Linked DNA regions of Homo sapiens: region 2 is linked to region 1. A link is an interaction called in ENCODE POLR2A ChIA-PET data of the cell type or tissue named here. Cell type or tissue: Panc1. All regions are shown on one strand. Links, peaks and the distances in the headings refer to the core of each region. The heading gives the core; the rest is flanking DNA.

Region 1 (15,307 bases), core at 84-8,083:
CCAAGATTTGGAGCTGAGACTAGTAACAAGTATACAATGTTAACTATGTGTCTGCATCATTATGCTTTTTACTCTATGCTGACACAAATTTACATTTATTCTAGGCTTTCCCTTCTCTTTCCTATTTAGTAAAAATGTGGTCATATACACTTTACTCTGAAACTTATTTGTGTTATTAAACAATATATCATGCATACCTTTCCATGAAAGCATATTAGAGCAGTCTCATTTTAAAAAAATTACCCAGTAATATCCCATCCAGACATCAGAAAATTGATCCATTCATTTCCAGTGACAAAGATCCTTTGCTTGACCAAACTTTTAGTCAGGCTCCTGAACCTCCTCCTAAGCCCATCCATGCACTTTCTTGTACAATCCAGTTTCAGCAAAGAACCCTGCTAAGTCAATTTAGCAAGAACCCCCTACCCTATCCAGTCAACCTCAGTATCTGATCTGGTTTCGTTTCTTATCCTCTGAAGTCTGATCACCCTGGCCTGTCTTCAGATAGAATCATGTTAGGTTGGTTTCTCTAGAATCCTTCTACTCCTAATGCCACTTCTTAGTAATTTTCTCCTCACCTGCTTCCACCTGCTCCTTGGCTATAAATTCTTCTTGTCCATGCTGTATTCAGAGTTGAGCCCCATCTCTCTTCCCCACTGCAAAACCCTGTTGCAGTGGTCCCTATACCTATCATGATAGTCCTGAATAAAGCCTTCTTTAGGCCGGACGTGGTGGCTCATGCCTGTAATCTCAGCACTTTGGGAGGCCAAGGCAGGTGGCTCACTTGAGGTCAGGAGTTCAAGACCAGCCTGGCCAACATAGTGAAATCCCGTCTCTACTAAAAATATAAAAATTATCCGATTATGGTGGCACATGCCTGTAATCCCAGGTACTCCAGAGGCTGAGGCAAGAGAAGTGTTTGAACCCAGGGGGCGGGAGTTACAGTGAACCGAGATCGTGCCACTGCACTCCAGCCTGGGAGACAGAGCAAGACTCTGTCTCAAAATAAAGAAAGAAAGAAAGTTTTCTTTACTATGTTTTAACAAATGTTACAAATAATTTTTTTTTTCTTTAACATCAGACCCAGTGATTGGTTCAGGGCTTGGCATGTGACTTAATTCAGTCTGGGCACCCCCTAGAGCTGAGAGTGTGGTCAAACCTACACAAATCACATGCCTAAGAATGTGAGAAGGGCGTTCCCCTATGGGAAACCTAGGTGCTTTTGGCAGGAGAAGGAAAAACAATGGTAGAGAAGCAAGCAACCAATGTCCACCACAACTTCCTCATATTCTCTGCCCATTGTTTCTACTGGGTTATTAAATATTTGTTGTCAGTTTATTGATGGCCTTTATATATAGTCAGTGTTAACCCTTTGCATGTATATGTGTTACAAATGTTTTGCCCAGCATATAATTTCTTTTAAGTGTGTTTTACTATACAAAAATTAAAATTTGTATGTAATCTGATGTAAGTTTTTTTACTTTATGGTTTGTACATTTTTTCCCTGCCTAATAGTTTACTCTACAAAACAAAAATAATGTCTTACTCTACAAAGATTAAACATATTAGTCACTAGATTGATCAGAATAGGTGAGGGGTGGCAGAACACTCTACTGGCCATAGTCACTGAGGGACCCAGGTTGATGGGGACTCCACTTCAAGATGTGTTTCTATGGTCACCCAGACAGAGGGAAGAGGAGAAAAAGGAAATGATGAGTGAGCACTGGCTCTTAAAGCTTCTGCCCCAAAGTGACACACATAATTTCCTTTCACATTTTATTGACCAAATTCAGCCACATGGTCAGGATTAATTTCAAATGGAATAAGGAAGCACAATTTCACCATGTGCTTAGGAGAGAACAAATACACACATAAGGACTACTGTAATCCACACTTCTAGTCACCAAACATCTTTCCCACACTCAAAATACCTTCACCCACCCCTTCCTAAGGGAGTCAACCCCAAGGTCCCATTCTGGTTGGACCTTTATTCTGAGAACACCTCAGCCTGTTCAGAGATTTTGACCATGAATGTGATGGCAATAGCCTTGATTAGATCCTTGCTGTGAAGCTGAGTCTTTATTGTTTTATCTTTTAGCTAATCTGTATTGAGAAGAAACCTGCCTCCCAACCCTGCCAGTCTCTGAATTTCTGGTCTATCTTTTCCTTTCACTCCTACTTGCAAACTAGCTAGCCCTCCCCTGAACCCCTATTTATTGTCAAATATATTGGCTATCTACACCATTATGTTTTCTAGTTGCTTCTTCTAGAGCTACAAGTTTGCTAGGCACATCAACTACCTTCCAAGTGACTACCCAACAGCTTTACCAAATGTGTCACCATTGTGTAACATGGCTCACCATCCTTGTCAGTACCACCTGACCACTAAGCCAATGCCACTTTTTTAGGTTTTTGTGCTGGCAGCATCCCATATTAGAGATCGGTCAAGATAAGGTAGATTATGCTATAATAACAAACTCCAAAGTCTCAATGACTAAAAAATATGTCAGTTCATTTCTTGCCTATATTACATGTCCAGTGTGCATCAGCAAGGGCATCTGCTTGTTGTAGTCACTCAGGAACCTTGGTGATGAAAGCTGTACTTCAACATATGCTTCCACAGTTATCACAGCAGGAAGAGGACGGACATGGCACAAATCCATAGCTCTGCCTAGAAGTGTCACATCTTCCCCCTGCTAACGCTTTCTTATTTAAAGCAAAACCAATGGGTATGTCTAACTTCAAAAGTGGGGAAAGTGTCATCTTATCATATTCACAGAAAAGAGAACCTGGGTATTTGAGAACAAACTCAGTGACTATCACAGGCATTTTTGTTTTGAGGATATATTGCAGTGAAATAGAATGAAGGTAACAACAACAGTAACAACCTTGGATTATCCATATCCCAGGATCTATTTTTAACTCCAAGCAGGCTTCTGCTACCCTGATTTTATGGCCCTGAGGGTAGACCACCATATTTTGACCCCATTAATTGAAATTTAATGTTGCTTTAAAACTGAACAAAAAAATCTAATCCTTGAGATTGCATTCCTTCCACTAAGCCACACTCACAATAAGATATAATTGGAATATTTCCTTATTCTCTCCTCCTTCGTTACCTAATGTTTCTTATTTCTTTTCTTTCTTTCTTCTTTCCTTTCTTTTCTTTCTTTCCTTCTTTCTCTCTTTTCTTTCCTCTTTTCTCTCTCTTTCTTTCTCTTTCTTTTTCTCCCCTTCCTTCCTTCCTCTCTCTCTTCCTCCCTTTCTCCCTTTCCTTCCTCCCTCCCTCTCTCTTTCTCCCTTTCTGTCTCTCTCTTTCTCTCTTTCTTTCTCTCTCTCTTTCTCTCTCTCTCTCCTTTCTTTCTTTCTTTCTTTCTTTCCTTCTTTCTTTCTTTCTTTCTTTCTTTCTTTCCTTCTTTCTTTCTTTCTTTTTTTTGAGACAGGGTCTCTGTCACTCAAGCTGGAGGGCAATGGCACCATCTCAGCTCACTGTAGCCTTGCCTTCCCAGGCTCAAGCAGATCCTCCTACCTCAGCCTCCCAAGGAGCTGGGACTACAAGTGTCAGACACTGTGTTCAGCTATCATGTTTTAATTTTTTTGTAGAGACTGGATCTCCCTATGTTGCCCAGGCTGGCTGGGCTGAACCGATCCTCCCTCCTCTGTCTCCCAAAGTGCTGGGATTACAGGCATGAGCCACCATGCTCATGCCTGTAATCCCAGGCATATTTCATTCTACTATTCTACTGAAGACTGAAAACTACAGTTAATAATGTGGAGTTTTTTAATTTTTAAAAGTTACTCATTTGTGGGATTTTTTTTTTTTGAGACAGGGTCTCATTTTATTGCCCAGACTAGAGTGCAGCAGCATGATTATGGCTCACGGCAGCCTCAGCCTCCTGGGCTCAAGTGATCCTCCCACCTCAGTTTCCCAAGTAGCTAGGACTACAGCTGTGCACCATTACACTTGGATTTTTTTTTTTTTTGACACAGAGTCTCACTATGTTGCCCAGGCTTGCTTTGAACTCCTGACCTCAAGTGATCCTCCTGTCTCAGCCTCCGAAAGCATTGGGATTATTATCCAGGCATTAGCCATTGTGCCTGGATATGAATATTCTTAAAGTTATAATACCAAGAATGTTAGTGAGAAAGAAAATTGAACTGCTTTTTAATGACTAAAAAGTTAAGCTTTCATTCTGAAAATAGATCCTATCTTCAATCTAGCCTCACTAAATGGTGGTTTCTTAATCATTGGTTTAAAATGCCCTGACTAGGCAATCTGCCTAGTTAAACATTAAAGTGAAGATAGTGAGAGGCTTCAAGATGGCTGACTAGAGGCATCTTGTACTCGCCTCCTCCCCTAAGAAGAACCAAAATAGTGAGTAGATAATTACACTTCGAATAGATCATCCAAGAGAGAACACTGAAATTTTACAGAAACGTGACACGCAACGCTTAAACAAGGAAGGAAAGAGAAGCAAGACAGAGCGCAAGGAAAGGTGGCTTAGAGACCCCCAGCAGACCAAATTTCCACTGTGTACTTCTGCAATCCTAGCCTCGGGAGAGCCCCAGAGCCTTGAGGGCCCAGAAACTAACACAGGGAAGTGCCTGGAGAAGACGTGATGGTATTGATCCAGGGAGGGAGATTGCGCTGGGTCACACACTCCTCCTGAGTCCTAGGCAGCTACAGGAAGGTGCCATTTTGAGATCCCAGCCACAACAGACTGTGCACTGTCCTGGGGCCCCGTGGTACCAGGTCCGAGGCACAAGCAAGGAGCAGGCTGTTGCTGCCGGGGCTGAGGCACAAGTGAGGTATGGGCTGCTGCCACCGGGGCTGAGGAACAAGCAAGGCATGCATTCTCCATTTGCCAGCCTAGGTTGCCACCACTAAAAGCAACCATGCCCTCCCCAGTGGCAGGGCCAACGTGTGGCCACTGCCACTCCTAACCCAAGCATTCCACCAGAGGCCTGGAAGTTGCCCCATCTCTGCCTATCATGACAGACACCTGCACACACCACTGGGGAACCCTGAGGACAAACTCACATGGCACCAGCTTCACCTCACCCTTGCCAGAGCATGCAGTTCAGGGCACTGAAGATTACCCAGTCCACTACCATTGACACCTGACCACTCCTCCCAGGGGCCTACCCACCCTGCCACTACCACAACAGCTTGCAATTACCTGTGCATGTCACCTGCAGGCCTGGGGACTAGCTCACACAGCCCATCACAGCTACCACCAACACCAGTGTACACTGTTTATTTTTGAATAAAATACAAAATACATTTGAAAGCTTCAACAATAGGGTAGATCAAGGAGAAGAAAGAATCTCAGAACTTGAAGAATGGTCTTTTGAAATAAACCAGTTAGACAAAAATAAAAAAGAATGAGCAAACCCTAACTTGACACATAAAACACCATAAAGCAACCAAATATTCAAACTTTTGGAGTCCTAGAAGGCAAAGAGAAAAGAGTTAGAAAACCTATTTAATGAAATAACAGATAAAAATTTCCCAAGTCTGGCGAGAGATTTAGACATCCAGATACAAGAGGCTTAGAGATCCCCAAATAGATATAATGCAAAGTTCTTCTCCATGACATATTATAGTCAAACTGTCAAAAACAGAGAGAGAATTCTAAAAACAGCAAGAGAAAAACATCTGGTTCCCTATAAAGGGACCCATATCAGACTAATAGTGGACTTCTCAGCAGAAACTTTACAGGCCAGGAGAGTATAGTATATGCAAAGTGCTGAAAGAAAAAACTGCCAATTAAGGATGCTATACCCAGCAAGATTATCCTTTATAAATGAAGGAGAAATAAAGTCTTTCCCAGACAAGCAAAAACTGAGGAAATTCATCACCACCCAGAATCAAAGCCAACACATCCTATGCAACCAAACCATAGACACATATTCAGGATAAAGTCCTCCTCTCCCCTCTGCTCCCTACAAGAAATGCTTAAGGGAGTCCTACAGATGGAAGTGAAATAACAAAGAAATCAGTAAAACAATTCAAGATATGAATAAGGAATTTGCCAGAGAAAGAATGTTATTTACCATTATGAAACATGTAAGAATGTAAGAACAACTGGTAGAGCAAATGCACAAACAAGGAAGAGAAAAGACTCAAATGTTATCACTACAGAAGCCACCAAACCACAGTGTTAAACAATAATAAAGAAAAAAAATGACTAAAGGACTTACAAAACACCCAGGAATAATTTACTAAAATGATAAGAAAAAGCCATCACATATCAATAATAACTTTGCACGTAAATGAATTAAACTTTCCACTTAAAAGATGTAGACTGGCTGAATGGATTTTTTAAAAGACCCAATTATTTACTGCCTATAAGAAACAGATATCATGTGGAAAAACACATATAGACTGAAAGTAAAAAGATGGAAAAAGATATTCCAAGCAAACAAATCAAAAGTGAGCAGGAGTAGCTACACTTAGATAACATGAACTTGAAGTAAAAAACAATAAAAAGAGACAAGATATATTAGTCAGCATTCTCTAGAGGGACAGAACTAATAGGATATATAAAGGGGAGTTCCTTAAGTATTAACTCACAAGGGCCATCAATAGGACCCACAATAGGCCATCTGCAAGCTGAGGAGCAAGGAGAGACAGCATGAGTCCCAAAACTGAAGGACTTGGAGTCTGATGTTCAAGGGCAGGAAGCATCCAGCATGGGAGAAAGACGTAGGCTGGGAGGCTAGGCCAGTCTATTTACATTTTTTTTTCTGCCTGCCTTGTATTCTAGCTGTGCTGGCAGCTGATTAGATGGTGCCCAGATTAAGGGTGGGTCTGACTCAGTCCCACCCAGTCCACTGACTCAAATGTTAATCTCCTTTGGCGACACCCTCACAGACACATCCAGGATAAATACTTTCCATCCTTCAATTCAATCAAGTTTATACTCAGTATTAACCATCACAGAAGGTCATTGTATAATGATAAAGGGATCAATTTAGCAAGAGGATATAACAGTTCTAAATACATATGCACCCAACACTGGAGCACCCAGATATATAAAGCAAATTTTATTAGATTTAAAGGGAGAGACAGATTCCAATAAAATAATAGTTGGGGGCTTCAACAGCCCACTCTCAGCATTAAACAGATCATCTAGACAGAAAATTCACACAGAAACACTGGATATAAACTCCGCATTAGACCAAATGGGTCTGACAGACATTTATAGAACATTTCATCCAACAGCTACAGAACATACATTATTCTCATTGGCACACACAACATTCTCCAGGATAGACCATATATTGGGACACAAAATGTGTCTCAACAAGCTTTTGAAAATTGATATGTCACAATTTTATCAAACCACCAAAAACCAAGTCAATAACAAGAGGAACTGTGGAAACTGTACAAATACATGAAAATTAAACAACATGCTCCTGAATGACCTTGGGTCAAGGAAGAAATTAAGGAAGAAATGAAAAAAATTCTTGAAACAAATGAAAATCAAAACATAACATTCCAAAATCTACGGGATACAACAAAAGCAGTGCTGAGAAGGAAGTTTATAGAAATAAGTGCCTACATCAAAAAAGTAGAAAGATTTAAAGTAAATAATCTAATAATGCACTTCAAGGAACTTAAAAAGCAAGATCAAACCAAAACCAAAATTAGTAGAAGGAAAGAAATAATAAACATCAAGGCAGAACTAAATGAAATTGACACTAAAAAAACAATACAAAGGATTAGCCAGGTGCAGTGGCTCACACCTGTAATCCCAGCACTTTGGGAGGTCAAGGCAAGCAGATCACAAGGTCAGAAGATTGAGACCATCCTGGCTAACATGGTGAAAACCCGTCTCTACTAAAAATACAAAATATTAGCTGGGCGTGGTGGCATGCATCTGTAATCCCAGCTACTCAGGAGGCTGAGGCAGGAGAATCACTTGAACCTGGGAAGGGGAGGTTGCAGTGAGCTGAGACTACGCCACTACCCTCCAGCCTGGGCGACAGAGTGAGACTCCATCTCAAAATAAATAAATAAATAAATAATAAACAATACAGAGGATCAACAAAATGAAGAGTTGGCTTTTTGAAAAGAACCAAAATTGATAAACCACTTGCTAGACTAAGCAAAAAAAAAAGATCCAAATAAAATCAGAAACGAAAAAGGAGACATTATAACAGATACTCAGAAATACACAAGATCATCAGATACTATCATGAGCAACTATATACAGTAAACTGGAAAATCTAGAGAAAATGGAAAGATTCAATATATATAACCTACCAAGATTGAACCAGGAAGAGAGAAAACCTAAACAGTCCAGTAACAAGTAATGAGATCAAAGAAGTAATAAAAGTCTCCCAACAAAGAAAAGTCCAGGACTAGATGGCTTCACTACTGAATTCTACCAAACTTTCAAAGAAGAGCTAACACCAATTGCCAACAAACTTTTCCAAAAAATTGAAGAGGAGGAGATTCTCCCTAACTCATTCTATGAGGCCAGCATTACCCAGATGCCAAAACCAGACAAGGATGCAACAAAAAAGAAAACTACAGACCAATATACCTGATGAACATAGACACAAAAATCCTCAAAAATACTAGCAAATCAAATCCAACAGCATACCACAAAGATAATACACCATGATCAAGTGGGATTCATCCCAGGGATGCAAGGATGGTTTGACATACGCAAATCAGTAAACAGCATCCATCACATTAACAGAATGAAGGACCAAAACCATATGATCTCTCAACTCATGCAGAAAAAGTGTTTAATAAAACTCAACATCCCTTCCTGATAAAAACTCTCAACAAACTAGGCAGAGAAGGCATACCTCACCATAATAAAGGACATGTATGACAAACCCACAGCTAACACCATACTGAATGGGGAAAAGCTGAAAGCCTTTCCTCTAAGAACTGGAACAAGACAAAGATGCCCACTTTCATGACTCTTATTCAATATAATACTGGAAATCCTAGCCAGAGTGATTAGGCAAGAGAAAGAAATATATGGCATCCAAATTGGAAAAGAGGAACTCAAACTGTCCCTCTTTGCTGATGATATGATCTGTGATCTTATATCTAGAAAAACCTAAAGACTCCACCAAAAAACTCTTTGTTGAGAAAATAATTCAGTAAAGTTACAGGATACAAAATTAACATACAAAAATCAGTAGTGTTATTAATAATAAACTAGCCAAGAGAGAAATAAGAAAGGTAATTCCATTTACAATAGTGACAAAAAAATATACCTAGGAGTAATTTAACCAAGGAGGTGAAAGATCTCTGCAAGGAAAACTACAAAGTACTGATAAAAGAAATTGAAGAGTACACAACCAAATGGAAAGACATCGCATCTCATGACTGGAAGAATTAGTATCATTAAAATGACCATACTCTTTAAAGCAATCTACAAATGCAGTGCAATCTCTATTAAAATATCAACATCATTTTTTCACAGAATTAGACAAAGCAATTTTAAAATTTGTGTAGAACCAGGAAAAAAAAAAAACACCTGAATAGCCAAAGCAATCATGAGCAAAAAGAACAAAGCTAGACGCAGATATAGTAAACAAAACAGGATGGTATTTGTATAAAAACAAACACATAGACCAATGCAACAGAATAGAGAATCCAGAAATAAATTTGCATGTTTACAGACAACTGATTTTCAACAAAGGCACCAAGGTCATACATTGGGGAAAGGTCAGTCTCTCCAACAAATTGTACTAGTAAAATTGGAAATTCATATGCAGAAGAATGAAACTGGACCCCTATCTCTCACCATATAGAAAAATCAACTTAAAATAGATTAAAGACTTAAAGGTAAGATCTGAAACTATTAAAATACTAGAAAAAATATAGAGAAAACACTTCAGGACACTGGTCTAGGCAAAGATTTCATGGCTAAGACCTTGAAAGCACAGGCAACAAAAAGAAAAATAGACAAATGGGACTTTATTAGACTAAAAAACTTTGACACAGCAAAGAAAACTATCAACAGAGTGAAGAAACAGCCTGTTATAAGGGAAAAAATATTTGCAAACTATTCATTTTTCTAGAGACTAATATCCAGAATATACAAGGAACTCAAATAACAATCAATCCCATTAAAAAGTGGGCAAAGGCTGGGTGTGGTGGCTCATACCTGTAATCCCAGCACTTTGGGAGGCCGAGGCAGGTGGATCACAAGGCCAGGAGATTGAGACCATCCTGGCTAACACAGTGAAACCCCATCTGTACTGAAAATACAAAAAATTAGCTGGGCATGATGGCATGCACCTGTAGTCATGGCTACTCAGGAGGCTGAGGCAGAAGAATCACTTGAACCCAGGAGGCAGAGGTTGCAATAAGCTGAGATTGCACCACTGTACTCCAGCCTGGGCGACAGAGCAAGACTATGTCTCAAAAAAATAAAAAATAAGAAGTGGGCAAAGGACATGAAGAGCCACTTCTCAAAAGAAGACATACAAAATGCCCTCTGTCTCAAAAAAAAAAAAAAAAGTTACTTAAAGTCTGTGTCTAGTAAGTCTAACGTCTGTGCTGCCTCAGCGATGGTTTCTGTCAATTTATTTTTCCCACTGCTTTCCTATTTCTTTGTATGCTTTGTGGGTTTTTGTTGTTGTTGAAAACTGGACATTTGACTATTATAATGTGTTATCTCTGGAAAACAAATATTTACATTCCCTAGAGTTTGCTGTTCTTGATTGTTGATGGCTTAACTTTTGTACAGCCAGGGTTTTTACCGAAATTTCCCTGAACATGGGGAACTTAAAAAACAAACAAAAAACTTTTTCCAATCTTTGCATCTGAGTTTTTGCAGGAGCACCCCTTTAACACTTAATAAGGCCATTTGAAATTCTTCCTCAGCAGTCATTTCCTGGTTGCACTGAGTCTATATATCAACCAGTGGTGGAATCTTAGGCTGTTCTCAGTTCTCTGAACATGCATCCTGTCCCAGACATGTGTGTTGCTTTCTAAGTTGCCCTATATACAGAGCACTTTTGAATTTGAATGCCCTAATTTCCCAACAATTCTCTCTCCCTGGCTTTTACTCCCAGGCTTTAGGAAAGTTATTCTATGTACCAACTGTACTCTTCGGCCCCAGGCAGTTGCAGTTTGTTTGTTTGCCTTACAATGTTTAAACAACGCCTGCTGCTTTTCTACAGTGGGTTACAGTGTGAAAACAGAAATGAGCACTTTGTTTCAGTTTTTCAGGTAACACCCAGGCAGGTTAGAATAGACATACCTAATAATTGTGTATAAAGTTGGCTCTGCTCTCTATAAACAAGGACCGGAGTCCCACCCTGGGAAGGTGGGCTGCTGTCGCTAAGACTGCTATTGAGTCAGGGAAGGGTTCATAAAGTTTTCTTTCCATTTTCAAGTTGCCTTAGAAAAAAAATTGGCTGGGCGTGTTGGCTTACCCTATAATCAGAGCACTTTGGGAGGCTAAGGCAGGAGGATTACTTGAGCCCAGGAATTCAAGACCAGCCTGGGCAATGTGATGAAACCTTGTCTCTAAAAACATAAAAAATTTAAAAGGTAATAAATAATTTTTTAAAATGAGCATTTGCTTGGTTGCTGTAAATCTTTAACTATTTCCCAAAGTTCTGATAAAGTTGCTCTGACAATTTCTGGTTATTTGTTCAATATTTCTGTGGCGGTGTGAAAGTTTGTAGCTGCCTATTTCTCCATTTTGCTGATGTCCCTCTCTCCACAAATTCGGACATATTGCATCTTCATTATGCACACACACACACACACACACACACACACACACACCCCTAAAAAAGTAATAATAATGTAATTATAGAGATGGAGAACAGGCTAGTAGTTCTCTGGGAATTACGGATGGGTAGAGAGGATGGGTGTTATCGATGTCAATGTTTCAATATATGCAATATATGTATGTACATATATACATACACACATATATGTATACACACATAAACACATACACATATGTATACTTTTCATATATGTACACATACAGATGTTCCTCAGCTTAAGATGGGATTACGTTCAGACAAACCCATCATAAACTGAAACTATCTCAAATTGAAAATGTATTTAATCCACCTAATCTACCAAACATCATAGCCTACCCTAGCCTACCTTAAATGTGCTCAGAACACTTATATTAGCTTACAATTGGGCAAAGTTGCCTAACACAAGCCTATTTTATCATAAAGTGTTTAATATCTTATGTGTTAATTTATTGGATAGTTTTTGAAAGTGAAAACAGAATGGTTGTATAGGTACTTGAAGTATGGTTTCTACTGAATGTGTATTGCTTTTTTTTTTTTGAGATGGAGTCTTGCTCTGTCGCCTGGGCTGGAGTGCAGTGGTGTGATTTCAGCTCAGTGCAACCTCCACCTCCTGGGTTCAAGTAATTCTCCTGCCTCAGCCTCCCCAGTAGCTGGGATTACAGGCACATGCCACTGCGCCAAGCTGAATTTTGTATAAAAATACTACTAAAAAGTAGAGACGGGGTTTCACCATGTTGCCCAGGCTGGTCTTGAATTCCTTATCTCAGATGATCCACCCACCTCGGCCTCCCAAAGTGCTGGGATTACAGGCATGAGCCACTGCGCCTGGCCAAATGTGTATTGCTTTTGCACGGTGGTAAAGTTTTAAAATTGTAGATCAAACCATTGTAAGCTGGGGACAGTCTATATACACCTACTTTTTATTTTGAAATAATTGTAGAGTCACCTGCAAGAGAAATGTACAGGGAAGTCACATGTACCCTTCTCTCAGTCTCCTGCAATGTTAACATCCTATGCAACTATAATACAATATCACAACCAAAAAATTGGCATCAATATCACCCATCCTTTCTACCCTTCCCTAATCCCCAGAGAATGACTAGCCTGTTCTCTATCTCAATAATTATGTTATTATTATTATTATTTTTAGACACAGGGGTCTTGCTATGTCGCCCAGGTTGGTCTTGAACTCCTAGGCTCAAACGATCCACCTGACTCAGCCTCCCAAAGTGCAGGGAGTATGGGTGCAAGCCACCAAGCCCAGCCTATGTCTATAATTATGTTATTACATGATTGTTACATAAAGGCAATAATGTACTATGTATTCTTTTGAAATTATTTTTTTTAACCCAGCATAATTTCCTAGAGATTTATCCAAGGTGTTGTATTGTTTTTTCATTGCTGATTAGTAGTCCATGGTATGTATGTATCGCAGTTTTAGCCATTTATTCATCAAAGGAGATTTGGGTAGTTTCCAGTTTTGGACTCATAAATACAGCTGCTATGAACATTCTTCTACAAACTTCTGTGTGAAAATGTCATTTCTCTGTCTAAGGGTGCAAATGCTGAGTTGTACAATAAGTACATCTTGTTTTCAAAGGAAGTACCAAACTATTTTCCATAGTGGCTGTACCTTTCCTACCAACATGCATGTTGGTATTCATATCTAAGTGTGTGATCCATATCTAAGAAGACTATGTCTAACTCAATAACATAGGGATTTTCATCTAATAATTTTTTAATTTTAATTTTTAAATTCAGGTCTATGATTCATTTTGAGTTTTTTCATTTTTTTTTTTGTATTGGCTGAAGGCCACAATAATCTTAGGGTCCCATGAAAATGCTTTAAATCTTTTCAAATAATAAGAACAAATTAAGTGCAATTGATGGCAGCAGCGGGCTGTCCACGGCGGTCGCTGTCATCAGGTCAGCTGCTGTGGGGAGGGTGCCAGGAGGAGGCAGAGCTGGGCTGGAGTAATGCTGTGCTCCACAGAGCCAGCAGGAGCCAGGGTAAGCGAGAGCCCCCCCGCCAAGCCTGCCACGTTGGGTGCCACTGCAATGGGGCTGAGCTGAGCCACCTGCCAGCAGGGAGCAGCATGGTTGGGCACAGAGGGGTGGGCAGAGAGGGGCCCAGTAAGGACCTGGAGCTGCAAGGAGGCATGGCCAGGGCTGCCTGCATGCTGCTCCACAGAGTAGGCAGGCGGGAGTCCTACCCTCCCAGGCACAGGACCTGGGCATCTCTGCAGTCTGCACCCTTGGGGTCCTGGGAAAGTCCCCCTCCCCCCTCAGGCTTGGGGGGTGTCTGCTCCTGCTGCCTGGCCTCTCCCTGCCCCTGGTGCCTGCTCCAATCTCAGAGCAGGGTTGGGGCTGAGCCCAGGCACTGTTACAGTCTGGCCAGGTGTGTGCACACTTGGAGCAGAGCTGACACACCAGCCCCCTGCTGTCTTGGTCCTTTCCGGAATTTGGGCCCCAAGGAGCTCTGGGGGGAAGCCGAGGGGCGCCTGAGGGCAACCCAGCACTGGCCTACAGGTGCCCTTTTGCACAAGCAGCCTGGGCACCATGGATGGTGGCAGGAGGCAGATCGGCTCCTGGGTGGAAGAGGACAGGTTACTGGTGAAGCCCCACCTTCAGGCCAGGCTGCTAGTACTGCTGACTGGAGTGGGAACTTGTGGTGCCTTTTCCAGGCCCTCCCATGGCCGCCCACAGACCAATTGGCAGCACTTCCTCCCATCTGAGGCCCATAAAAGCCCTGGGCTCAGCCAGAGCACTGCAGATGATGAGACGTCCAGCTGCAGAGAGGAGCTACCCTCTCTGCTGATAGCTGAACACTTGTCAGGATGGCTAGCTGCAGAAGGAGCTACCCTCTTTGCTTCTAGAACTCAACACTTGTTGGGATGACTTGCCTAGCAGAGAGGAGCCATCCCCATCTCGCCACCTTGCAGGCGAAGAGGAGGAAAGAAGAGCTGTGGCCCTTCGGGGAGCTCAGACCTGGGAGCTCTTCAAGCCAGGGCTGTCACTCCCTCCTTGGAGCCCTTCGGTTCCTGGTGTCTCCAAGCTTCCAGGCACCACCATGTTCCCTGGTGCCAGGAATGGAAGCTGCTTGCATGTGCCTGGTCCAGCTGCAGCCTTGCAGAGAGCCAGCGTGCAAGCTGGCACCTAGAATTGCTCACCCTGCTGAGGCAGCCGGCATGTCTGACTGCACAGTTGGACTCCATGCTCACTCACACACCCCTCACCCCTCACCCCTCACCACTTCATGCAGTCTCCCTCGGCAGGGGAGGGATCCTGGTTGGTAGTGTGAGCCGAGCGCAGCCTGCAAAGCCAAGTGGGCAGAGTGAGCCCAGCGGGCCTGAGCAAAACTTGGACAAAGGTGCCACTGGCCACAGAGGTTTCCAGCCAAAAACCAACACCCCAAAGATCCACTAACATAATCAGTTGGGATTACATTTGTATTTATAGCAACACAGTTTTAAAACATAATTTTTTGGGCTTGGTGGCCTGTGCCTATAATCCCAGCTATTGGGAAGCTGAGGTGGGAGGATCA
Region 2 (17,725 bases), core at 1,957-9,956, 140 kb after region 1:
CCACCTCCCAGGTTCAAGCAATTCCTCTGCTTCAGCCTCCCAAGTAGCTAGAACTACAGGTGCACGCCACCACGCCTGGCTAATTTTTTGTATTTTTAGTAGAGATGGGGTTTCACCATGTTGGCCAGGCTGGTCTCAAACTCCTGACCTCAGGTGATCTGCTTGCCTTAGCTTCCCAAAATGCTGGGATTACAGGTGTGAGCCACCACTCCCAGCCTTTTTAAAATTTTATTTTTTGAGACAGAGTCTTGTTCTGTTGCCCAGGCTGGAGTGCAGTGGTGTGATCTCAGCTCACTGCAACCTCCACTTCCTGGGTTCAAGCAATTCTCCTGCCTCAACCTCCTGAGTAGCTGGTATTACAGGCGCCTGTCACCACGCCCGGCTAATTTTTGTATTTTCAGTGGAGATGAGGTTTCACCATGTTGGCTAGGCTAGTCTGGAACTCCTGACCTCAAGTGATCCGCTTGCCTCAGCCTCCCAAAGTGATGGGATTACAGGTGTGAGCCACTGTGCCCAGCTGAAATTATTTTTAATGTCACACTTTTTCCTTTCCTTTTGCAAGGAAAAAGCACGTTTTATTGACATTTTTAGGGCTTTTTAAAAATATAAGTTGGTTAAAACTTTTATCTAGAATGTTTTCTCTTGCAGCGTCATCAGTTACTAATATAGATAGCACTATTATTGTAAAGTTAGTGGCGTTAGAAAACACATTTGGGAGTTAAAGTGCTTATTTGCAAATAATGCAAACATAATTTGTGTCCTATAAAGGGAAAGGAAGAATTTGTAATCACAAGATGAAGACGTTCAAAGCTCAGCTTCTCTCTTGTTACCAAGTTAGAGAAAATCGATATCTGTTTTTCAGATAATTATTTAGAATTTAGTGATTTTTTTAAAAAAAATCAGGAATATGAGAATTATCACATAATAGTTATTTTATGATTCTAAGGCATTTGTGTGGCAGCTAATAATGCATTTGAAAGCGAGCTTTTGCTTTCACATACCCATTTATGTCTGTCTTGTACCATTTCTGTGTCAGCGTTCCTTAAAAACTCTGTAGGTCACCTTGTCAGTATAGCTGAAGATAAAGGCTTGAGAGTTGCTCTCTTGCCTAAAAGATATGAACTGACAGCTGGAGATCATGGGGTAAAGGTATGTGAGATGAAGGCCTTTGGAAAACAGCTGCTTTTCAGAGTATAAATTTCATGGCCTGTAGCTTGGATTCTGAAACAATCTTTATTTCTTATCATCTTATCTGTTGTTTTCATAAACGATCAGAAGTAGTCTGATAGTTCTACAGTTCATAAACCTTGTGTACTATTACTGTATTTCTCTAGAATTTTTAGTCTGTGGTTTCTCTACTTAGTATTAAGGCAATAGCAAAAGTACCTTATAAAATAGGAATTTGTATTTCATAGATAAGCTAAGGTCTGACATAAGATCTAAAAACGTAACTTGGCACCACCAACCAGATTGCTATTTGGAAAATGTTTCTGAACTAATGCAACATGGTATCTTGCCTAATGGTAATTTTTCTGTTATAATAACTACTTTGTTCTTTTGGCCTTTTTATCAGGTGCTTATGTAAATCAAATCATAAAAAATTGGCTGGGCATGTCGCTCACGCCTATAATGCCAGCACTTTGGGAGGCCAAGGTGTGCAGATCACTTGATGCCAGGAGTTTGAGACCGGTGTGGCCAACATGGCGAACCCTGTCTCTACTAAAAATGCAAAAATTAGCCAGGCATGGTGGCACCTGCCTGTAATCCCAGCTACTTGGGAGGCTGAGACAGGAGAATTGCTTGTGAGACTGTTTCTCAAAAAATACAAAGATTAAAATTGAGTAGAAATGCAGTAAGGGAGTCTAATGAAGCTGTTTAATACTTTGTGAGCCCAGAGTAAAAGAATGACTACTAAGCTGAGGTTTGGGTGGGTCTCCTAGTGTACAAAGTGATTTTTAAAGCAAATATGTTTCTGTACTTTAATTAATACTACTGTTATTTATTGAAAAGTTACTATGTGTCAGGTACTGTGTAGTAAACGTAATTGAATCCCCACAATCATATTGTGTAGATCCCATTTTTATCCCCATTTTACAAAACTGAGCCTCTGAGTGATTAAGTAAAATAACATTCAGAATTCACACAGTAGGTAGGTAGTGGGGCCAGGATTCATTCTAACACCAGAACTCATACTCAGGCTGCACTATAAATGACTGAGTATGACCTGCATACCTTCCATGAGTGGTGCCTCCTGGAATTGCCCATCATGCAGAACTGAAGCCTTATCAGTGCACAGGACTGTCTTACTGCTGTATATTTCCAAGTATGGGAACAAGGAAATTAGTCCAACCTGTTTCTAGTAGGAGGAGACACACATAAATAAATAACAATCAGTTTTGCATGCCTTAATGATAGGGATACCTTTTGAGAAATGCACTATTAGGGGATTTTGTTGTTATTCAACAAAAGCATCATAGGTGTGCTTACACAAACCTAGATGGTATAGCTTACTATGTACCTTGGCCTATTGCTCCTAGTTTGCAAAACTGTACAGCATGTTACAAAACTGAATACTGTAGGCAGTTGTAACACAATGCTAAGTATTTGTGTACCTAAACATAGAAAAGGTACAGTAAAAAGTATAAAAGATGAAAAATGGTACACCTGTATGGGGCACTTACTATGAATGGAGCTTACGGGACTGGAAGTTACTCCAAATAAGTCAGTGAGTGGTGAGCAAATGTGAAGGTCTAGGACATCACTTTACATCACTGTAGACTTTATAAACACTGTACACTTTGGCTACAATAAATTTAAAATATTTTTCTTTCTTCAGTAATAAACCTTAGCTTACTGTAACTTTTTTTTTGAGACAGAGTCTCCCTCTGTCACCCAGGCCGGAGTGCACTGGTGTGATCTTGGCTCACGGTAACCTCTGCCTCCCAGGCTCAAGCGATTCTCCTGCCTCAGCCTCCCAAGTAGCTGGGATCCCAGACGTGTGCCACCATGCCTGGCTAATTTTTGTATTTTTAGTAGAGACGGAGTTGCGCCATGTTGGCCAGGCTGGTCTCAAACTCCTGATCTCAGGTGATTCTCCCTCCTCGGCCTCCCAAAGGGCTGGGATTACTGGTGTGAGCCACCACACCTGGCCACTGTAACTTTTTTATTTTATAAGCTTTTTATTTTTTTTAACTTTTGACTCTTGTAATAACAACACTTAGCTTAAAACACAAGCACATTGTACAGCTGTACAAAAATATTTTCTTTCTTTATATCCTTATTCTATAAGCTTTTTTCTATTTTTAACATTTTTTACTTTTATTTTCTACTTTTTAAACTTTTTTGTTAAAAACAAAGACACAAACACACATTAGCCTAGGCCTGCACAGGGTCCGGATCATCAGTATCACTACTTTCCACCTCCACATCTTTTCCCACTGGAACGTCTTCAGTGGCAGTAACAGACATGGAGCTGTTCTCTCTTATGGTAACAGTGCCTTCTTCTGGAATACCTCCTGAAGGACCTGCCTGAGGCTGTTTTACAGTTAACTTTTAAAATATATATAAGTAAAGGGAGTACACTCCAAAATAATGATAAAAAGTATAGTAAATACAGAAACCAGTAACATGGCTGTCTTAATTTGAAGACCTCTATCGTATATGCGGTTCAGTGTTGACCAAAATGTTATGTGGTGCTTGATTGTAATCATATGCAGGAGTGTAGAGTTGGGAGTACACAGAAGGGAGTTACCAGTTTTTACTCTAGGTCCCTCCAGGTTATACTTCTGATACTGTAAACTGGCATTGCTCTAGTCTCAGTAAGTTTATAGCATGTTCAGTGTTCTATTTTTATTCATCATGGCTACATCTGGTTGAAGTAAGGAGGAAATAGTGTTAATTTAGAGAAAGTAAAAGAGGCCCAGAAAGGCTAAATGCCTTTCTTAGAGACACAGTAAATCATCGGTATCAAAGCAATTATTTTGGGCCCCAAATGACAGTTAATTTCCTGGTAGACTAGGAAATTTCACATTTCCCTGAAATTGATCTAAGTAAGCCAAGAATCTTTTCCTCATTTAACTCATATTCTTTTCAAGCCTTTATATTTTTCTTTCATATATATTTTTTTCTTTTATATGTTTTATATATATATAAAATACTTTAAGTTCTATGGTACATGTGCACAACGTGCAGGTATACATGTGCCATATTGGTTTGCTGCACCCGTTAACTCATCATTTACATTAGGTATTTTTCCTAATGCTATCCCTCCCCCAGCCCCCCACCCCAAGACAGGCCCTGGTGTGTGATGTTCCCCGCCCTGTGTCCAAGTGTTCTCATTGTTCAGTTCCCACCTATGAGTGAGAACATGTGATGTTTGGTTTTCTGTCCTTGTGATACTTTGCTCAGAATGATGGTTTCCAGCTTCATCCATGTCCCTGCAAAGGACATGAACTCATCCTTTTTTATGGCTGCATAGTATTCCATGGTATATATGTGCCACATTTTCTTAATTCAGTCTATCATTGATGGACATTTGGGGTGGTTCCAAGTCTTTGCTATTGTGAATAGTGCTGCAATAAACATACGTGTCCAGTGTGTCTTTATAAGTAGCATGATTTATAATAATCCTTTGGGTATATACCCAGTAATGGGATTGCTGGGTCAAATGGTATTTCTAGTTCCAGATCCTTGAGGAATTGCCACACTGTGTTCCACAATGGTGAACTAGTTTACAGTCCCACCAACAGTGTAAAAGCATTCCTATTTCTCCACATCCTCTCCAGCACAAGCGTTTATATTTTTCAAGTTCACAAATCTTTTCCTGGTACTTGGCAAATAATGTGGTTATTGAAAGTAGATAACTTCTCTGCTATATGGTGGCCATTGTGGGATCTGGGGACTCTACAGTGGTACAAGCTGGCTTCCAGGGAATGAGATAGTGATGTGGTACCTCCCTGTGCAGGTTTCTGCGTGGCTTTTCTGCCTTGGGCTAAAGCTAGCAGCTCAGGGACCAGATGAAGCAGATTTCCTCTTCCTGGATAGACTCAACCCGTGTTAGCTGAAGCAATATTTGCAGGGCAAGAAGTCTCCTGACATGCTGGAGATGCTAGAGGTCCAGGGCTGTAGGCTGAATTGCTCGTGATGGTTCCCAGTGAGGAAGCAATGCAGAGTGTGTGCACCTGCCTTCCTCCTCAGAGCTGCCACTTGGCAATTATGCCAAACATCATGGGGAATGATCACTATTGATTCAGTTTTGTCCTGTGAACTACTTTCATTCATAGATAAGACTGATAGCAAATATCAATGCATCTCTGTATTGTGCAGTATTTAATAGGGCATTCTTTATTTTCCCTAATCCCTAGTAAGGTGGTTCTTAAATTTTTTTTGGATCAAGGACTGCTTTAAGAATTTGAGAAAAGCCGGGCACAGTGGTGTGCGCCTGTATCCCCAGCTACTCTGGAGGCTGAGGCAGGAGGATTGCTTGAGCCCAGGAGTTTGAGGCTGTAGTGTGCTACGATTGTGCCTGTGAATAAGAGTTGGCACTTCAGCCTGGGCAATATAGCAAGACCCCATCTGTTTAAAAAAAAAAAACTGGTGAAAGCACTCTCTCCAGAAAAATGCACACACGAAATTTTGAATGTAATTCAAGGGGTTTATGACCCTCTCCACCAAAAGCTGATCTGTGAGCTGTGGATTTTAGTAAATAACCCTTGTTGTAGACTTTCCATAGTCATTTTGTTTGATAGCCAAAGAAATACTGTCATTTTTTAACCTATGGATATTTCACAGGAAATGTGTTTAATGTTCTTCTACATTGATGAAAAGTCAACACTGTATGCTTTAAATCAGCATGCCTACCTGTTGTGTTCTAGGAAATTTTTGTCAAAGCTTAAATGTTGAATAGCAATTATCTAATATTTACTTTTTCTCCCTTTTTAAAGCTTGGTAAAATGCGGCTGACAATTCCGTGTCGGGCCCTTACATGTTCTCATCTACAATGTTTTGACGCAACTCTTTACATTCAGATGAATGAGAAAAAACCAACCTGGGTTTGTCCTGTCTGTGATAAGAAGGCTCCATATGAACACCTTATTATTGATGGGTATGTTACTTTAAGTGTTTTTGGTACCTTGAAATGACCATATATTATCTGGGTTTGTTACACATCAGATTTGGGATGAAAATTCTAAGTTATATATTTGTAGGATTTTTGTGAGTCTGCAAACCAATATTTTCAAAGTAATTTATTTCAAATTAGTGTTATGAATATTTTATCTTTTTAAATTGATGTTCCCTTGGTTTGAAAATGCGTGTGTTACTGTCAGTGCCTCCTGGCATTTGTCGTTGAAAGCACTGGTGCTTTTAAGCAGGGTGTGCTTATACCTTTTCCTTTTCCTGTCATTAGTCCATCCATCCCTAGATATGCAGACCATATTGGAACAAGAATGTATGGGGAAATTTGGGTTAACTCAGGTTCATCCAAAATTGGGCTTTTCAATAGAAGTTAGCCTATTTCTGGAGATTAGATCCACCTTCAGTCATGGTCTTCTTTTTCTTTTTTGTCTTGCCCACCTATAGCATCACAAAACCAATTATTGCTTTTAACACCTCTTTGTTTTATCTATCCTACCAGACATCTTGGAATGTTCCTCTAAATTTTCTTCTATTCTGCAGCCCCCTTTTCCTCCTGCTTTTTGCCACTAAACAAAAACAAATTGTGAAAAGGAGGACATCTCCTTGATTTTTTTGGGGATGGGGGGTTAGAGACAGAGTCTTGCCATTTTGCCCAGGCTGCTCTCGAATTCCTGGGCTCAAGTGATCCTCCTGCCTTGGCCTCCCAAAGTACTGAGATTACAGGCATGTGAGCCACCACACCCAGCCTCTACTTAATATTTCCTGTACTTTCTAGCAAAACACTTAAGGCAACTTACCTGTAGTATTTAAGAAAACATAGGAGCCTAAAGGTGGTAATATCAGAAATTAAGTATATTTAGCAATACAAGTATAACCTGGAGCTTGAAAGATGTCAGACCAGTCATGGGAAACAAACAAACAAACAACATGTAACTTAAATGTTTTATGTTTAATTTTTCAGAAATGTCGGTGATCACTTACTAGTAAATCAGAATTAAATAGTGATATTTTCCAACTTTATATGTTACATAGCTTTAGGTTCTCCCATTTCTTGTTATAAAAGCCATGTACACACATACTCTTTTAAAGAAAAATTGGAAAACACAGGAAAATAAAAAGCTTTTTTCGGTATATGATTTTCTGATTTTTGTCTTTCCATAATTGTGATTGTACACTGTTAATAATTTTTGTCCTTTGGTTTCATTTAACATTATAACCTAAGAATTTGGCCGTAATTAATTTTATGCTTTCTTTATACATGTTTTTAAATGTCTGTCACGGTATTTTATCAAAGAGATTTAACCTTTGATTACATATTTGTATATGTTTTGCTTTAGTTTATCAAATAAGACATGCTTATTGTGGGCAATTTAGAATATGCAAAAAAGTATAAAGAAGAAAAATAAATACTCATGAAGGTATCACCCAGAGGTAACTACTGTCTATATACTACTCACACAGAATTTTATTTTTGAAATGAAGCTTTCTTTTGTTGACGTTTTCTCACTTTTTGTGAACATTTTCCCATATGATTAAAAATCTTTGAAAATGTCATTTTTCATGGTCACATGATATTTTCTTACATAAATGTGACATAAATTAGGCAGCTATATTCCTAGTTAGTACTAGATTTTAAGAATAAATATAACTTAAGTTGTTCAACCTTTATGTTCATTTAAAATATATTCTAAGGATGAATTGTTTTCTTATAGCTTGTTTATGGAAATCCTAAAGTACTGTACAGACTGTGATGAAATACAATTTAAGGAGGATGGCACTTGGGCACCGATGAGATCAAAAAAGGAAGTACAGGAAGTTTCTGCCTCTTACAATGGAGTCGATGGTGAGTAGTTCTTCACAAGGAAGAGGCAGTCTCCCTACTGCTCTAAGTCTGGTTTTCAATATTAAAATCCATATATTTTTAAAAATCACTGAGCAGTTTGTGGATAGCTTAATAATTCCTATTAACTTATTGATTAAATGTTCAGAAGTAATAGAACTCCTTTTAAATTCACTTTTTTGCCAGCTTTAAAAAATTTACTGATATAAGATTTCAAAGTAATGTAATATAATTAGTCATTTGTAAACTCATACTTTTGAAACTGTACCCTTTTTAAATTTTTAACAGATTTGATACAGAGTAGTAAAGGTTCTTTTTTCATTTATTTATTTTTTCCTGGCTTTTAGTATGTTTTTGCTGTAAAGACACTATGAGTTTTGAAAATGCTATCATCGTATTTAAGTATGTCAGATACTATACAGACAAAAATTAATATACCGTCTGCTCTCAAATTACTTTTCTTCTGAAGTGGACATATGACACATTTTGATTGTTTGCTCTAATTCAGTAATTTATTATTTTGAAAAATAATTTACTATTATTAAATAATAGTTTTAAACTTAGAAGAACAGAGCCACTGTTGGTTTTCTACTCTCTGGCTCCAACAATATTGTGAATCTAAACTGTAACTGATAAACTGTAGTGACACTGAGAAAAGAGAGATGTCATAGCTCTTCCCTTGCCTTGTATTTTAATCATTCCCATATAGGATGCTTGAGCTCCACATTGGAGCATCAGGTAGCGTCTCACCACCAGTCCTCAAATAAAAACAAGAAAGTAGAAGTGATTGACCTAACCATAGACAGTTCATCTGATGAAGAGGAAGAAGAGCCATCTGCCAAGAGGACCTGTCCTTCCCTATCTCCCACATCACCACTAAATAATAAAGGGTAAGTGCTGAGACATTTAAAAAAAAAAGTAATCATGAAAATTAACTTGGCAAATAGGGATTAAAGACTTGCCAAATAAAATGATTCTTGATTGTGAAACTTAACTTAGCAATCAAAGAATAGTTTGAATTTTTCCCAGGTTTGTAATACTCTGGAGGGATTGGGGTAATGCACCAAAAGGGTACTTGGATATAGTATTCTTCATATCAAAAGATCATTCTAGTACCGTGGTTCTCAAACTGTGGTGTACGTACATCAGAATTACCTGAGAGCTTAATAAAATGCATACATTGCGCCCCCATGTCTGAGTCAGGAGTAGAGACTAAGAAAATTTGTCTTTCTAGGCCAGGCGTCATGTCTCATACCTGTAATCCTAGGACTTTGGGAGGCTGAGGCAGGTGGATTGTCCAAGCTCAGGAGTTTGAGACCAGCCTGGGCAACATGGTGAAACCTCATCTCTACTAAAATACAAAAATTAGCCAAGCGTGGTGGCATGCGCCTGTAATCTCAGCTACTCTGGAGGGTGAGGCAGGAGAATCGCTTGAACCCAGGAGGTGGAGGTTGCAGTGAGCCAAGATCGTGCCATTGCACTCCAGCCTGGGCAACAGAGCGAGACTTTGTCTCAAAAAAAAAAAAAAAAAAAGAAAGAAAAAATTTGTATTTCTAGTTAAGTTCCCAGGTGATCCTGCTCCTGCTCACAGGATGTAGAACATTTGTTCAAACTGGAATGTATGCTGTAAAATTCACCCCAAGTTGAGTGTTTCAAGTGGAAAGCAGAGGAAGACCAATGATTTAAATCTGCTTCAGAATGTGAATGAGGCTGGTAGTGAATGACTTCTGTTGCAGCACACAACATTTCCCACTTTGCAGAGTTTTCTCCCATATTTTCCATTAGTCTTATATCAATAACAGTGTACCTAGGTTATACTTCAGTTCATGAAACATTGTTATCTACTTTGTATAAAACACCCTCAGCTAAGCATGGATGATAATAAAATGAGTAAGTACAGTCTTAACCTTAAACAGCTTAGCACTTTCTGGGGGGTGGTAAAACAAGTAGCATACTCCAACTATACTCTCAAAACAGGCTGTTAGTCCTGTAGACACATCAGGGATTCTGAGCAAGATTTCTAATTGTGCTGAAGCACAATTGTAGCACACTAATTGTAAATCTAGAAATAGATGTGTCCCTTTTTAGGTATAAAGCAGGAGAATCACATGGCCTGTTGCAACTGAATAGAAGCTAACCAGAAACTCTTCCAGCAAGCATTAGGGACTAAAGAAAGAATGTAGGAGAGAGAAGGAAGTCCATAGATGGCATTGTTACAACACCAGATCAAGAGCAGGCATTTCTGTGCCTGGAGTCAAATCATTTTCAGGTTTGACATTGTATGATGAGATTAAAGATTTCTATCAGTTTGAGACCAGCCTGGGCAACATGGTAAAACCCTGTCTCTACCAAAAAATTAGCTGGGTATGGCACTGTGTGCCTGTTGTCCCAACTACTCGGAGGGCTGATGGGGGAGGATCACTTGAACCTGGGAGGTGGAGGTTGCAGTGAGCTAAGATCGTGCCACTGCACTCCAACCTGGGTGACAGAATGAGACCCCATCTCAAAAAAAAATAAGATTTCAGTCAAACATTTCACACATCGGTATTTTCATTCTACAGTAGTCCATCTTGGCATACAGACAGAAACAAAGACATTAAAAACAGTATCATCATTCTAAACAAAGTGAATAATTTAAGCACAAATCCTACTGTTATGAACATGACCTCTGATAAAAGCCTATCTTGATGGCTATAACCCAGCAAGCCTGACCTTGTTATTACACCAATGTATTTTATGTCTGAGTAGGAGAAAAGGAAAAGTCACATTACCTAAAGTTAGAACAAGTATCTATAGAATTTCAATTCCAAGATATTTTGTAAATATCAAACCATAGTATGACCAAATACACATTGTCATGTGATTTTTTTAAGTGCCATAATCACAATTTTAAAAGATATTTCATAAACCTCTGGATATATAAATACTTTTGGGCTAAATGCATCATAATATATATATTTGTTCTGTTCTTTAGACTATTAATAGTAATATGTATTTATGTAAACTATGCAATAGTATTACTGACTATATATTTTTTCTTTAAAGAAAACATTTGAGTGTTTAGGAATCTAATATTTCTTCTTTGGATATTTACTTTGCTCTTTCTCCAAAAATATTTGGAGAAAATAAAATAAATAATGTTTATTATGTTTGGAAAATTACATTAAATGCATTAAGTACTTCCTGAATTTCCCAGTGACTAATTGAACCCAGCTATAGTATTTGCAAATGCCAGACATTTCTCTCTCTATTTGCAGATAAAAACAAGAAACTTGAAAGTTTACATCCTTAGAAGGAGAATAACACACCATAGTCAACACTAGTAGCCATTTTATAATAATGACTAGTTGGTAACTGGAAACCTCAGTACAGCATATTGTGTTTGTTATTGTGCAGTATAAAGGTTGAAATGCATTTCAAAACATTATCACAAATTGAAAGAAAAGCATGCAGCCAGGAATTAGAGGCAAACACTAAATGTAAAACATTTTGTTGTCTTTAGCCACTGAGTGCTTAATGTTCATCCAGAAATTGTCTATGCTGTTTGAGATGTTTTCAAAGACTAGCATTTTAAATCCTCTCTTATAATCTCTTAGACATTGTGAGAAGACTCAGCTAATGGTAAATGGTACTTTTTCTAGATATAAGAGGTTTAACAAAGTTTCCATTAGATGAAACATTTTTATGAGGCAGACGAGAGTGTGTTTTATGCTTCATATCCCATTCATTAAAATGTGGTAGATGGTCATAACTGGAACTCTATTCCTAGAAATCCAACCTTGTCATCTCGTGAAATGTTCTTTTTTTTTTTTTTTTTTTTTTTTTTTTGAGACAGAGTTTCACTCTTATCTCCCAGGCTGGAGTGCAGTGGCACCATCTTGGCTCACCACACCCTCCGCCTCCTGGGTTCAAGTGATTCTCCTGCCTCAGCCTCCCGAGTAGCTGGGATTACAGGCATGCACCACCATGCCTGGCTAATTTTTTGTATTTTTTAGTAGAGACAGGGTTTCTCCCTGTTGGTGAGGCTGGTCTCAAACTCCCAACCTCAGGTGATCCATGCGCCTTGGCCTCCCAAAGTGCTGGGATTACAGGTGTGAGCCACCACGCCCGGCCCTCTTTTGAAATATTCTATACCACTGAAATTGCATCCCCATGCCCCAGGTACTTTACATGAAGCATTAAAAGCAAAAGACAGCCTCTTTATTGCTTCCTTTCTCTTTATTTTCTATAACACATACACCTTCAGCCTCTTGTATTGTTGGGGTAACATATAACCCTTATGTTTCCTTCTAAGAGGGCTACTATAATTGTTTTTCTTTTCAAAATTAGCTTTGTTTTTGTTTTTGTTTTGTTTTGAGACAGGCTCTTGCTCTGTCACCCAGGCTTGAGTGCAGTGGTGCAATCACGGCTCATGCAGCCTCGACCCCCCAGGCTCAAGCAATCCTCTCATCTATCTCCCAAGTAGCTGGGACTACAGATACGTGCCACCAGGCCTGGCTAAGCTTTTTAATTTTTCGTAGAGACAGGGTCTCCCTATGTTGCCCAGGCTGGGCAACTTCTGGGCTGAAACTATCCTTCTGCCTCAGCCTCCCGAAGTATGGGGATTACAGGAATGAGCCACCATGCCTGGCCCCAAAGTTAGTTAAATTATTATTTTTTCCTTCTTCTCCTTTTTTCCTTTCCCTTAATTGTTAGTAAATTTTAAAAAAAAAGCTACTTAGCTATTTAAACTTTTCACTGTTTTTTAGAGTCCTAATTCTTGTTTTATGTTTTCTTTTTCCAGTTATACTGTTCTCTCTTTAAAAACTCTCCACTACCTATTCGTTTTGGAGTATTTCTTCTTGTTTCACTACATTAGATTCAGCAGGGCTTTTATGCAAACAATGTGCTGATAACTGTACTGGGCATTGGGTATACTAAACAATACCCAGTTTTTGCCCTCCTAAAGATTACAATCTGAGGGGCCAGCTGGTAACTCCGAACCACTCAGATTGCTTCATTCCCTCTGTCTTATTATATGTATTTTCTTTGCTAGGGCATACGTATGCTTCTTAATAGCCAATACTCTGGTGTTGTTTTAAAAGGGTTTCCGACTTTCATTTGATGTAGGTATCTTTCACTCATATCCCGTTAAAGTGGCTCAACTGTACCTTTCTCTTGCATTTTGAAAGCATAGGTGATGATATTCCAAAGGCAATGTGAGGTTTGTGAATGTTGGATACCATTGCATCTGTCCACTTCTTCCTGTGGCCTCTGTTAAATGCTATTATGTATACAAATTATTTTCTCATAATTGTGTATAATCTAAATTATACATTGCTTTGCTTGGTTTTGTTCTTATTTCCAGCACTAAACCGAGGGTTCATTGTGAGATACAACCCCTTTTTTTGTTAACCTTGAGAGTTTAACTGGCTAATGAAAACTATGCCAATCTTTCCTTCTTCCAGCATTTTAAGTCTTCCACATCAAGCATCTCCAGTATCCCGCACCCCAAGCCTTCCTGCTGTAGACACAAGCTACATTAATACCTCCCTCATCCAAGACTATAGGCATCCTTTCCACATGACACCCATGCCTTACGACTTACAAGGTGAGTCACTGGTTCTTCTACATTGTCACATAGCATTATGAATGCCTTTGATCTATATAATTCTCTTCTAGGTGAATCTAAGGAAGAACTGGAAGACTGAGCCAACAGGGCCTTGGACCCAGGGAACTGAGAGAAATAATATGCCGTTGTTATAAATACTGACCCAGTTCGTTGATTGTACTGTCATCAGTAGCCAGTGTTTTACTCCCAGTGGTAAAACTAGTGCAATAATCTTTAGTTTTTGTGAGCTCCTGAGTACTCTGCAAATTGTTTTTGAATGACTGCTAGTATGTGGGTTTGAATTTTGGTATTTATGAACATTATTTTTTTTTGCCGTGGGGAACGGAGTCTTGCTCTGTTGCCTGGGCTGGAGTGCGGTGGCACGATCTCAGCTCACTACAACCTCCGCCTCCCAGGTTCAAACAATTCTCCTGCCTCAGCTTCCCGACCGAGTAGCTGGGATTATAGGCGCCCACTACCACACCAGGCTAATGTTTTATATTTTTAGTAGAGACAGGGTTTCACTATTTTGGTCAGGCTGGTCCTGACCTCGTGGTCCTCCTGCCTCGGCCTCCCAAAGTGCTAGGATTACAGGCGTGAGCCACCACGCCCAGCCCTGTGAACATTATTTATTGTACCCTGACTTTAGTTGTAATGCAACAGGCATTGTGGGTAACTATGTTGTATTATGTTTTAGATAATGGTGAGTTGAGACATTTGAAAGTTTTAGTTTTTATTCTAATGAATTTGATCCTTCTTAAAAATTTTTTTTTTAATTTTGTGGGTACATACTAGGTGTATACATTTATCTGATCCTTCTTTTTAAAAGCTGTTTGAAATGTCAGTATACTCATTTATATATTTTGAGTTCATAATAATCATTTATATTATCAAAAAGAATTGTTTTTATATCTTTGTAGCATAATAATTTGAATATTAGTCATATAATCTAAGAACTTTTTTTTATTAAAAAAGCCATATATGCTCATTGTAGAAAATTCAACACAGAAACATAAAGTGAAAGTTTCCCTCTACCTATCCCCCAACCCCATTCCCGGGAAGTTACAGCTAGTGTGTGTGTGTGTGTGTGTGTGTGTGTGTGTGTGTCGGAGTTTTGCTCTTATTGCTCAGGCTGCGTGTGTGTGTGTGTGTGTGTGTGTGTCGGAGTTTTGCTCTTATTGCTCAGGCTGGAGTGCAATGGCGCGACAGGCATGTGCCACCACGCCTGGCTAATTTTGTATTTTTAGTAGAGACGGGGTTTCACCATGTTGGTCAGGCTGGTCTCAAACTCCCGACCTCAGGTGATTCGCCTGCCTTCGCTTCCCAAAGTGCTGGGATTACAGGCGTGAGCCACTACGGCCAGCCAGTTACAGCTGCTCTTAACGGTTAGATATCTTTCTATACCTTTTTTTCTACATGTATGAAACGCACTGTCACTATCAAGAACAACAGTGCTATGCATTTTGTAAGCCTTCGTGTTGTAATCGGTTATAATGTAGACAGTGAGTAGATGCCCAGAGTATCTGTGGTGTTGTAATATATTTATCTATAGCTGCGTGTTTTACCTTTCCCCAAGTTTAGATATCATAATGAAGCATTTAATTCATGCTTGTTCACTTGCTCTTCATCGCATTACACACTGGGTGATCTAGAAAAGAATGTTAATTGGAAGGGGCCTCCTTGCAGTGAATCCTCAGCAGCCAGGTAGCAGAACTACTCCTTCTTATGTAATAGTAGCCAGTTTGCAGGCACTCAAACCTCTTCTCCCCTCATGCCACTGCAGTCTGTCAGTTGAATCTGATAGCAAATGAGCAAATTTAAGAAAGAAAAATCAGTACTACAACTTACTTAACCTAACTCTTTCAACTTCAAACTTTCTCACCTGCAAAATGAGGGCAAAACTAATTACATACCTCATGAAGTGCTTGTGAGGAGTAACTTAGAGCAGATTGAAAGTTTCCTTAAGAGGAGTCCAGAGCATTTGTTAAAAGTACTATGCCCGTTTAAGGATCAGTGTTAGATCTGACAGAGTAGTAATGGCCCCAGTCCCCCAAATGGGGTCACGGAGAAGACAAATCATTGCCAAAGCTTAGTTTTCAGCCTTAGTAATCTAAAGAAAGGAGAGACGTAAAACGTTTAGCTCAACTCTTCATGTTTAAATAAAATTCTGAGTGACATAGCATATAAGACTTGTATTTGTTTTTGAAGTATTGGGGCATTTGGAAGAGTTTTTCCTTCTTTTTTTTTTAAACTGAAATAATTTTTTCTTCCACAGGATTAGATTTCTTTCCTTTCTTATCAGGAGACAATCAGGTATGTTATGAAAAATTTACTATTATTTTAATTGTACATTAAAAATACAGTCATGCGCCACATAATGACATTTTGGTCAATGACAGGCCATATATGCATTCCATAAGATTATAATGGAGCTGAAAAATCCCTACATCAATTATAGCCATGGTAACATTGTAGCACAAGGCATTACTCACATGTTTGTGGTGTTGCTGGTGTGAACAAACCTATGCTGTCAGTCATGTAAAAGTATCACACGTATAATTATGTACAATATAACGATAATAAACAACTCTGTTACTGGTTTATGCATTTACTATATTTTTTATTGTTATTTTAGAGTGTACCTCTACTTTTTTTTTTTTTAAGTTTGCTGTAAAACAGTGTGCCATGTTATTCCAGGACAGCCTCATACATCCCAGTTTGCCACATCTCTTGATTGCATCATTTCCTCTTGTGCTTGATGAAAATCTTGTCTTGTTTTGTTCATCATGGCCCCTAAGCATACAAAATCCACAGCTAATGTTGCCAGTAAGAGGCCACATCGAGTGACTGACATGGAAAAAAATTAAGTGATTAAGGACGATGAAAGTGGAAGATCAGTGATAGTTATTGCTCACCAGTCAGGCAGTCCCATTCTACCATAGCTACAGTCTTAAAGAACAAGAACAAAGTGATAGAAGCTGTTAAAGGATCTGCTTTGTTCAAGGCAACAAGACTAACAAAAATTTGAGAAGGGCCTGTATCAGATATGGAGAAACTTGTTAGTGACCTGGATTGAAGACCAGACACAGAAACATATCCCTCTCAGCACCATAATGATCATGGCCAAAGCAAAAAGTTTGTTTGCAATGCTTAAAGAAAAGACTGGACCCAACTACAGTGTTAAATGTACTGCTAGCTCCGGGTGGTTTAAACGATTGAAGAATCATTATTCATTATGTAATATCAAAGTGAGTGGAGAGTCTGCAAATGCAGATGTGAAGGCAACTGAAGAATTTTTGGAAACTCTAGATAAGCTGATTATGAAGGAAGATTACTTGCCAGACAAATTTTCAATACGCATGAAACCTCCCTATTCTGGAAATAAATGGCTGAAAGGACTTTCATCCATAAAGAAGCCAAGTCAATGCTAGATTTCAAGGCTTTTAAGGACAAGATAACAGTCTTGCTTGGGGCCATATTGCAGGCTACAAATTGAAACCCTTTGTGATCTGGCACAGTGAGAACTCCAGAGCCTTCAAGCATGTCAGCAAGCACACACTGCCCGTGTACTACAGGAGCAATAAGAAGTCATCGATGACCCAGCTTTTCTTCCAGGATGTCCTCCCGAATTGCTGTGCCAGCAAAATGGAGAAGTACTGTTGAGAGAGTAACATACTTTTCAAGATGATGATTTTTGTTGATAATGCTCCCACACATCCTCATTTCATTGGTGATCTTCATCCCAATATCAAAGTGTTGTGTCTCCTTCCATATACCACCTCTTTGATCCAACCAATGAATCAAGGAGTTGTAGCAGTTTTTAAGGCCTATTAAAAGATCCTAAGGAGGATCTTTGCCCAGGCTATTGCTGCAACTGAAAAACACCGAGAGGACACTGATGCAATTCTGGAAGGTTTACAACAGCTATGACTGCATCAAGAACCTTGCTTGGGCATGGACTGATGTCACCAAGGAGTATGTGAATGACATCTAGAAGACACTGAAGAAGTTTGTTCATGACTTCAAAGAATCTGCTAAGGATGAAGAGGTTGCAGAAATGGACAAGGCTGTGGTTGACATGGCAAACAACTTTAACCTAGATGTAGATGAGGATGACATTGAGAAGCTCCTAGATGTGGTTCCTGAGGAATTGACTAATG

What was found. ChIA-PET counts read pairs that join two places held together with the same protein. Peaks named below come from ENCODE experiments on the same cell type or tissue, not always from the same donor. Only the 100,000 strongest peaks of a DNase experiment are listed, where the experiment ranks them.
Region 2: POLR2A ChIA-PET joins it to region 1 with 13 read pairs; 2 of 35 experiments call an interaction of 5 or more read pairs at or near these places.

What each region holds. Positions count from the first base shown.
Region 1 is chr15:68,031,661-68,046,967 of GRCh38, forward strand. No RefSeq gene overlaps it. Among named protein-coding and RNA genes, the nearest start is that of PIAS1, 15 kb to the right of the region's middle. RefSeq lists enhancers at 13,312-13,832, 13,833-14,352. In Panc1, for the core only: no CTCF peak of the experiment used is centred there; no DNase peak of the experiment used is centred there; H3K27ac peaks cover 2,591 bases.
Region 2 is chr15:68,167,790-68,185,514 of GRCh38, forward strand. It overlaps PIAS1 (protein inhibitor of activated STAT 1), which reads left to right. Exons shown (of 14, transcript NM_016166.3): 9 at 5,943-6,103; 10 at 7,848-7,978; 11 at 8,685-8,865; 12 at 13,423-13,565; 13 at 15,841-15,878. It overlaps LOC105370871 (a long non-coding RNA gene), which reads right to left. Exons shown (of 2, transcript XR_932396.3): 1 at 15,479-17,725; 2 at 14,509-15,362. Among named protein-coding and RNA genes, the nearest start is that of CALML4, 29 kb to the right of the region's middle. In Panc1, for the core only: a CTCF peak has its summit at 3,662; no DNase peak of the experiment used is centred there.